3 separate regions of the Homo sapiens genome follow, and regions 2 and 3 are each linked to region 1. Evidence: chromatin loops called from intact Hi-C (ENCODE). Cell type or tissue: PC-9. All regions are shown on one strand. Region 1 overlaps ITPR1 (inositol 1,4,5-trisphosphate receptor type 1). Region 2 overlaps SETMAR (SET and mariner transposase domain methyltransferase). Region 3 has its middle 21 kb from the start of CRBN.

The links. Peaks named below come from ENCODE experiments on the same cell type or tissue, not always from the same donor. Only the 100,000 strongest peaks of a DNase experiment are listed, where the experiment ranks them.
Region 2: it touches region 1 in a loop (17-fold over the local background); 5 of 110 quality-filtered maps call a loop at or near these places.
Region 3: a loop joins it to region 1, with 18 times the contacts of the local background. A loop is called at or near these places in 6 of 110 quality-filtered maps.

What each region holds. Positions count from the first base shown.
Region 1 is chr3:4,632,453-4,634,952 of GRCh38, reverse strand. All of the region lies in intron 5 of ITPR1 (inositol 1,4,5-trisphosphate receptor type 1), which reads right to left. Among named protein-coding and RNA genes, the nearest start is that of EGOT, 120 kb to the left of the region's middle. In PC-9, a CTCF peak has its summit at 1,396 (motif pointing right); a DNase peak (open chromatin) is centred at 1,392.
Region 2 is chr3:4,313,621-4,316,120 of GRCh38, reverse strand. SETMAR (SET and mariner transposase domain methyltransferase) reads right to left here. Exons shown (of 3, transcript NM_006515.4): 2 at 2,360-2,500. It also overlaps a transcript of SUMF1 not described here. Among named protein-coding and RNA genes, the nearest start is that of SETMAR, 12 kb to the right of the region's middle. In PC-9, a CTCF peak has its summit at 1,249 (motif pointing left); no DNase peak of the experiment used is centred here.
Region 3 is chr3:3,199,553-3,202,052 of GRCh38, reverse strand. No RefSeq gene overlaps it. Among named protein-coding and RNA genes, the nearest start is that of CRBN, 21 kb to the right of the region's middle. RefSeq lists an enhancer at 122-301. In PC-9, a CTCF peak has its summit at 1,253 (motif pointing left); no DNase peak of the experiment used is centred here.

The sequences.
Region 1 (2,500 bases):
TGGCCAACATGGCCAAACCCCGTTTCTACTAAAAATACCCCCAAAAATTAGCCAGGTGTGGTGGTGCATGCCTGTAATCCCAGCTACTCAGGAAGCTGAGGCAGGAGAATCACTTGAACCCAGGAGGTGGAGGTTGCAGTGAGCCAAGATCGCACCACTGTACTCCAGCCTGGGCAACAAGAAAGGGAAGTGAATAGCACACTCCTGTTGATACTTTAAAATGTGGAGACACAGGAACAGAATAGGGGGTAGGAGAGTAGGGAAAACATCAAAATAAAACCCAAGGTTATCTTTGAGGAACACAATTTACGAATCACATCAATTAATATTTTTTTGCTTTTCCTACTCACAGATTTTGGAATACTCCTCCTAAAATACAAGTGTGTAGTTTCTTCAAAAACACCTTCATCATGTCTCTGTGTCAGGTACTCTGAATTTTTTAAAGTCATGCCATGGCTCATGTCTGTAATCCTGGCACTTTGGGAGGCCGAGGTGGGTGGATTGCTTCAGCTCAGGAGTTCAAGACCAGCCTGGGCAATGTGGCAAAACCCCAACTCTTCAAAAAATACAAAAATTAGCCAGGCATGGTGGTGTGTGCCTGTGGTCCCAGCTACTGGGCAGGGAGGTGGGAGGATCACTTAAGCTCAGGAGGCTGAGGCTGCAGTGAGCCGGGAACATGTCACTGCACACCAGCGTGGGTGATAGAGTGGTGAGACTGTCTCAAAAAAAAAAGAAAAAGGCATCTTAAATGTGTTACCTTTTCATTACTTTAAAATCCTGATAATTTAAATATCTATTACTCTTTTCCCTTGAATAATGGGTTGCGGGCTGTTTTTAATTTCTAAGGGGAAAAAAAACACTCTATGAAATGGTTCCACCACTATTATTCACCATGTTCCCTAAGCAACATCAAGGTCTGCCCCATCATAGCCACCTGTTATTTTATTTCAGCAACAGAGAAACTATTATCGAATGACAATAGAAAGGTGACTGAAACAGTAAGGAAAGGTTATTTTGTTAAAGTCAACAAGCTCTGAATCATGTAATGCGATATTGAAGCAAGGCTTCTAAAAACAAGCAATGTAGTACCCAGACAATAAGGACCTGTCACTCCTCTAGCTCTTCCTAGCTGGTCAAAGCTGTGACTTAAGTAATCATTTCTCAGAACAAAACAATGTAGGTGCTTGTTTCAAGGTAACAGCTATGCTGCTGTCAGAAAACAGTAGTAATGGCCTTTAGAAGAAATTTATGTGATTTGCGGATGGGAAGAAGCTCATTTTGTCAAGAGACCCTTAGGAAAACATGACCAAGAGAGTCAAAATCCAGTTATTCCTGCAGAAGGAAAAAGCATAGACAGTATCCAGCCACTAGATGTCACTCTCCTTCAAAGTGCTGTTGATGTTGCTCATCCTAGTCAAAAGGAAGTCAAGTGGTCTAGACAACTAATTCCTTAAATGGCATTAATTTAAAATAGTCTGACTTCTGATTGGGGTGCTGCATAGTAGTTGAGAAAAATAAAAATGAAAACCCACTGGAGACTGGCCATCAGTTCCAAAGGCAAAGTGGCTGTCCAAAATACAACATCGTATTGGCTGGTGGGAATGTAAATTGAATGAAATATGTAGATAACTTTAAGACACTAGGGGGAAAAGTTCCAGCTAAGTAGGAAAGTAGGAACTGCAGAAAGTGAAGCACAAAGTCAACATTCAAGACCTGAGGCCGGGCCCAGTGGCTCATGCCTGTAATGTCAGCACTTTGGCAGGCCAAGGCAGGTGGATCATGAGTTCAGGAGATCGAGACCATCCTGGCCAAAATGGTGAAACCTCGTCTCTACTAAATACAAACAATTAGCCGGGCGTGGTGACGCACCCCTGAAGTCCCAGCTACTCAGGACGCTAAGGCAGGGAAATCGCTTGAACCCGGGAGGTGGAGGTTGCAGTGAGCTGAGATCGTGCCACTACACTCCAGCCTGGCAATAGAGCAAGACCCCATCTCAAAAAAAAAAAAAAAAAAAAAAAAAAAAGACCTGAAAGTCACATCAGTAATCTTAAATCAGGGAAAAGAACTGGCTTCCTTTTTTATTTTTTAAAAACATAAACAGCATGAGAGAGATTTCTGTTTTTCTCTTTTTTCTTTTTAATAAGGAGTTGACCATTTTTGATCACCTTATGATTGAACTTTTTTCAACCATGCTGTTTTCTTCACAGTTCATTCATAGGAAGGAGTGTCGAAAGGACTTGCTGATGAAACATAACATATAGAGCACAGGTTGCAAATGGGGCTGAAGAACCACATCCAGCCTGAGCCATTTCTTTTGGTGTTGAGTGTATATTTCAAGCCTTAATTGAATTAGTTCCCAACATCTTTTTAAAATTGAGATACTACACTAAAAGCATGGATTTTTATCTTCTCTTAAAAAGTGGAAGACGTGGCAGCAGCTCTCAGCCCACATTCCCAAGCAGTGACAGTAGGGAAGTAGAGCTGCCCCTCCAGACCCACC
Region 2 (2,500 bases), 320 kb after region 1:
AGAATGTATTCCAATATCAAATACCAAATTCCAACAATGCAAAAACTGTTACTTTTTTTTTTTTTTTTTTTTTTGAGACAGAGTCTCGCTCTGTCACCCAAGCTGGAGTGCAGTGGTACAGTCTTGGCTCACTGCAACCTCTGCCTCCTGGGCTCAAGTGATTCTCGTACCTCAGCCTCCTGAGTAGCTGGGACTACAGACATGTGCCACCACATCTAACTAATTTTTGTATTTTTAGTAGAGATGGGGTTTCACCATGTTGGCCAGGGTGGTCTCAAACTCCCAAGCTCAAGTGTTCTGCCTGCCTCAGCCTCCCAAAGTGCTGGGATTACAGGTGTGAGCCACTGCACCCAGCCCCATCTTTTAAAATTTGAATCTTATAATTTATAAAAATGTTATTTTATCATGGGATAATAGTCAAGTGGAAGTATATTTTTAAATGTTTTCTCTCAAAAGAAGTGTCAACATTCTCAAAAATATGGCAATGAAGCAAACAAATGCAGTTAACTTGCTGCTTAGAAAAGACTTGGAATAAAGACTCTTTGACTCTTACCTTAGGAATCTGGTTTCTAGGATTAAGTGCTATATAATAAACTAGTGCCTGAGGACAAAAAATTTCCAGGGGTCCATATTCAGTCAGTTGTCTCTGGCAGAGGCACTGAGTTGGAGGGGGCTGTTTGTGTCCTTGTCTCTGAATGGAAGATTGTCCTCTGGGAATATCTCTGCTGTTCAATATAGAAAGGCAAAAGGACATAGAAAAGGGTATCTGCAGAATCAAATGGTGAGCCAATCATTTTCCTTCTAACCACTTCCATATTGCGTCTGAAGCAGCTCAGTTATTAGGTGAGCTTGTGAGCAAGAAAAAGCACATTTTGGAGTGAGGGATACAAGCTGCCTTATTAAAAGCAGGACTGCTTCAGAGGCATTGAAGTAATAGAGGACAGTTGGCATGGAGAAATGATTAATTTGGAGGAAAATTTTTGATACTATGTATTTGTAATTTGGGGCATTTTATGTGTACTCTAGTACCATTTGTTCACAGGGAACCATTCCATGTAATGTTATATGAACATTATAAACCCTAAGATACTTAAAAACGACCTAGCTTTATTGAGATATAATTCACACGCTGTATATTTCACTCATTTAAAGTGTACAATGTACTTATATTACAGAGGAATAGTGTTATATATAACATGGATTCCTATAATGTTGAAAGTGCAGGGCCTCCTAGTGGTAGGGTTTAAATGTACTAGAGAAGAAATTAAATTACTTAATAATATCATAGGGGCTCTAGTAATTATTTTAGCTTTCAAAATGTCTGATAAACCTCCACAGTAACTGTATTTTTGCAACATCCCTGCTTTAAGGAAGGTAGTTAGAGATGTTTGCTGCTCTAGAAGTTTAAACGGGATCATAAAACTCCCGTCTCCTTCTGTGGTGTGGACAGGGTTATTTTTCTGTTATTTATACATGAAGTGAGGCTGTTTGAAGTTTTGAAGCATAACTTCACAAGATTTGGAGTACAGCCAAGTATATAATGAAAATGAAAAATTTACAATGTGTCTCTTTTTCTGACTTTTGGTTACAACATGTAAGTCATTTTCATAGTTATATTTTTCACTACTGGTAGTACTTATTAGGGTTTTAGCAGGTGATAGTTAATAATGCCTTTTTCCTTGATCCATGCTTAGAAACAATTAAGTAGGACGCAGGAGTCAGACAGAAATCAAAAAGTCAGCTTTATTACTGTTAAAATTGGTTGGCAAGCAGGGTTTAGGTATGCAGCCACAAGGGTTTCTTGGATCATTATTAGGTTCGATGTTAGTGCTAGAAAACTTACAATAACAGTGACTTAAGCAAGGGAGAGACTATTTCTCACCTGAAAGTACAAAGGTGTCAGATCACGACTGACAGGATGTTCTACAGTACCAGACACCTAGACTCCTTTTAACCTTGTTGATTTTTCTATGCAATGGCTTCCTTTCCCAGGGTCATCCTGGGGTCTAGGATGACTGCTCCAGTTCCAGTCATCATGTATACATTCCAGCCAGCAGGAAGAAAGAGGAGGTGAAGGGCAGGATATCTCCATTTAAGGACTTGTCATTTTTGCTTATATCCTATTAACTAGAACAGTCACTAAGACAAATCTAACTAGGAAAGTGAGTATTCTGGGTAGTCATGTACTTTTGTTAAATGGAGAATTCTATTACAGAAAGGGGAAAGGATACTGATGGACAACTTGCAGTCTCTGCCACATTCCTGAGTTAAACTTATGTAACTAGGCAGAGGTAAAGCTAGCCAACCACTGTCTTCCACTATAGGGAGGGGCAAGCTGCTTATCACTGAACAGACTCACCTCAAGGGTCAATCGCTTGCAGGAGGGGAACACAGAAGGGGCTGAGCCACACATGCTGGGTTCCTTCTCATTTCCACAACTGATGTTCGACTTTTCTACGGGGCAGTACAGAGAACTGTCAAAAGGCAGGAAAGCAGTACA
Region 3 (2,500 bases), 1.4 Mb after region 1:
GCAGATTCCTGATTTTATGCTAGTCAGCTAGACTCCAACATGCCAAATAAAAAAGCATGAGCTGTTTTCACCGAAAACCAAGAATCCTGACTAAAACAGAGTAAATCTGCCCTGCTCTTATTTTCATTATAGCTCCACACTGTGAGGAGAATCAGTTAGCAAAATGTGAGAATGAGGCTATTCGTTCTAATGCCAGGGCAGAATGAAACTGAAATTTATCTGAGGTGTGACCAGAGCAAGAGCAGCCCTGTGAAGTCTTTGTAGTACCATAGGAAGGAAATCCCCTGAGGGCCAAGAGAAGAATTTTAGAAAGTAAGATCACCAAGGGTAGATAGGGGTGATGAAGCCAGTTGCTGGGATGGGAATGGGTGAGGAGTGAGGCAGGGTTGCCTGTGCTGTTTTATGAGAGGAGACGGAGTCTTGCTCTGTCCCCCAGGCTGGAGTGCAGTGGCACAAACTCAGCTCACTGCAACCTCTGCCTCCCAGGTTCAAGTGATTCTCATGCCTCAGCCTCCCAAGTATCTGGGATTACAGGCCTGAGCCATCATGCCCGGCCCCAAGGAGTTCTTGCAATTTATTTACAGAAATGGAAAGAAGAAAAGGATTCACATTAGCGAAGAGAACTAAAAGAATGAAGAGCAGTGATTTTGTTTCCTTTAACTGGGAGGATGAAAATTAATATGATTTGAACAGGAAAGAGTTTAGAAGCATAGTTGTGGGCAGGGCCAGAAGGAGGCTGGGGAGCCAATGAAGGGGCAGGAGAGGATGTAGAAGCTTGTCCCCAAGGTCAGACACATGAAAAATTATGTGCCAAAAGAATGTGGGGCTCTTAAAATAACCCAAGCTCAAGGTATTTCCCTTATTTTTTAATGTTTAAAATTTAACTTCACTTTTTTGTTGTCTTGGTGAGAGGTGAAAAAAAGGTTGTGCGGGCGGCAAATATGTTTTAGGAATTGGTGAATTCCAAGCACTGGCATCATATAGTCAGACCTTCTAGTGAGGTCACAAACCCAGGTAACATCAGTTAGTTTGGGAACGTTTTTCAATCTTTGAAATCTTACTTGGGCATTTATTTAAATGCCTTTCTTTTCTTATCTGCTTTCATTTTCTTCTTCATTTAAGTGCAGAGATAGAGAATGTGTGCGTCTGTTTCTGCATGTGAGCCATTCTCTCAAGTCCAAGTCCAGTATTTCCTCTCCGGCCACTCTCTGTTAAATACCAACCCCGCCATCTTGTGGCTAATGGGTATTTGTGCACCTGGCTTAAAGCTCACTTTGAAAAATGAACAAGTCTAAAAAACACCAATATCATGATTTCTCATTAGCTTCAGTCATTAAATAATATATGAATTCTGATGTTGCGTATATTGACCATACTGCAATGCATTAATGAGCTGGATGCTTGTTGTAAAATATTTATTATGAAATGAAGGGCATTTAAAATGTAATCAATACAAAAAAACACTCACTGGAATTTTATGCATAAACACAGGCTTGAGAATTTAGAAGGGTCTATGGGATTACAACTGTGAAAGCTTTTGTTTTCCACTCGAACTAAAGGAGGTGTCCCTCATCCTTCTCTACTCCAGCCATTCATCATTTACTTCAGATTATTTGTTACAACTTCCTATTACTTTGTTCCCCCCAGCCCCCAGTTTTGCAGGTAGAATGCAGTGAGTTCGACAAGATTAGGGATTGCCTTTGCATTTTTCAGCGTTGCATCCCCAATGCTTAGCATTTTCCCTGGCACACAGTAGACACTCGACAAATATTGGTCAAATGGACTTAATTGATTAAAAATAATAAATAAAATAAGCTCTTAAATAAAAATAAGCACTTATAGGACTACATATAAATTAAAGAAACCTAATCAGGTGGATAAAGAAACTGTGGTATATATACGATGGAATACCACTTAGCCATAAGAAGGAATGAATTAATGGCATTCGCAGCAAGCTAGATGGGATTGGAGACGATTATTCTACGTGAAGTCACTCAGGAATGGAAAACCAAACATTGTATGTTCTCGCTCAAAGGGGTAGCTAAGCTATGAGGATGCAAAGGGCATGAGGATGACACAATGGACTTTGGAGACTCGGGAGGAGAGGGTGGGAAGAGAATGAGGGATAAAAGACTACAAATTGGGTTCAGTGTATACTGCTCAGGTGATGGGTGCACCAAAATCTCACAAATCACCACTAAAGAACTTACTCATGAAGCCAAATACCACCTATTCCACAAAAAACTATGGAAAGAAAAAATTAAAATAGATAAAATAGAGAAATTCCTCTAACCAAAGTGAAATGACATTTTTTCAAGGAATTCAGTGACACTGGTTTAGGTATGTATCTCTGGTACTTTCCAAAGCTGCAGTGTTTCTGGCCATGCTGCTGAAAGTAAAACTGGTAGGAGACTGCTTCCATTACTCAGTGATACGTTGTTAGTATTGAAAAGCCCTCTTTAGAAGGCTGAGGTCTATTAGCAGTAAACTGGTGCCTTTC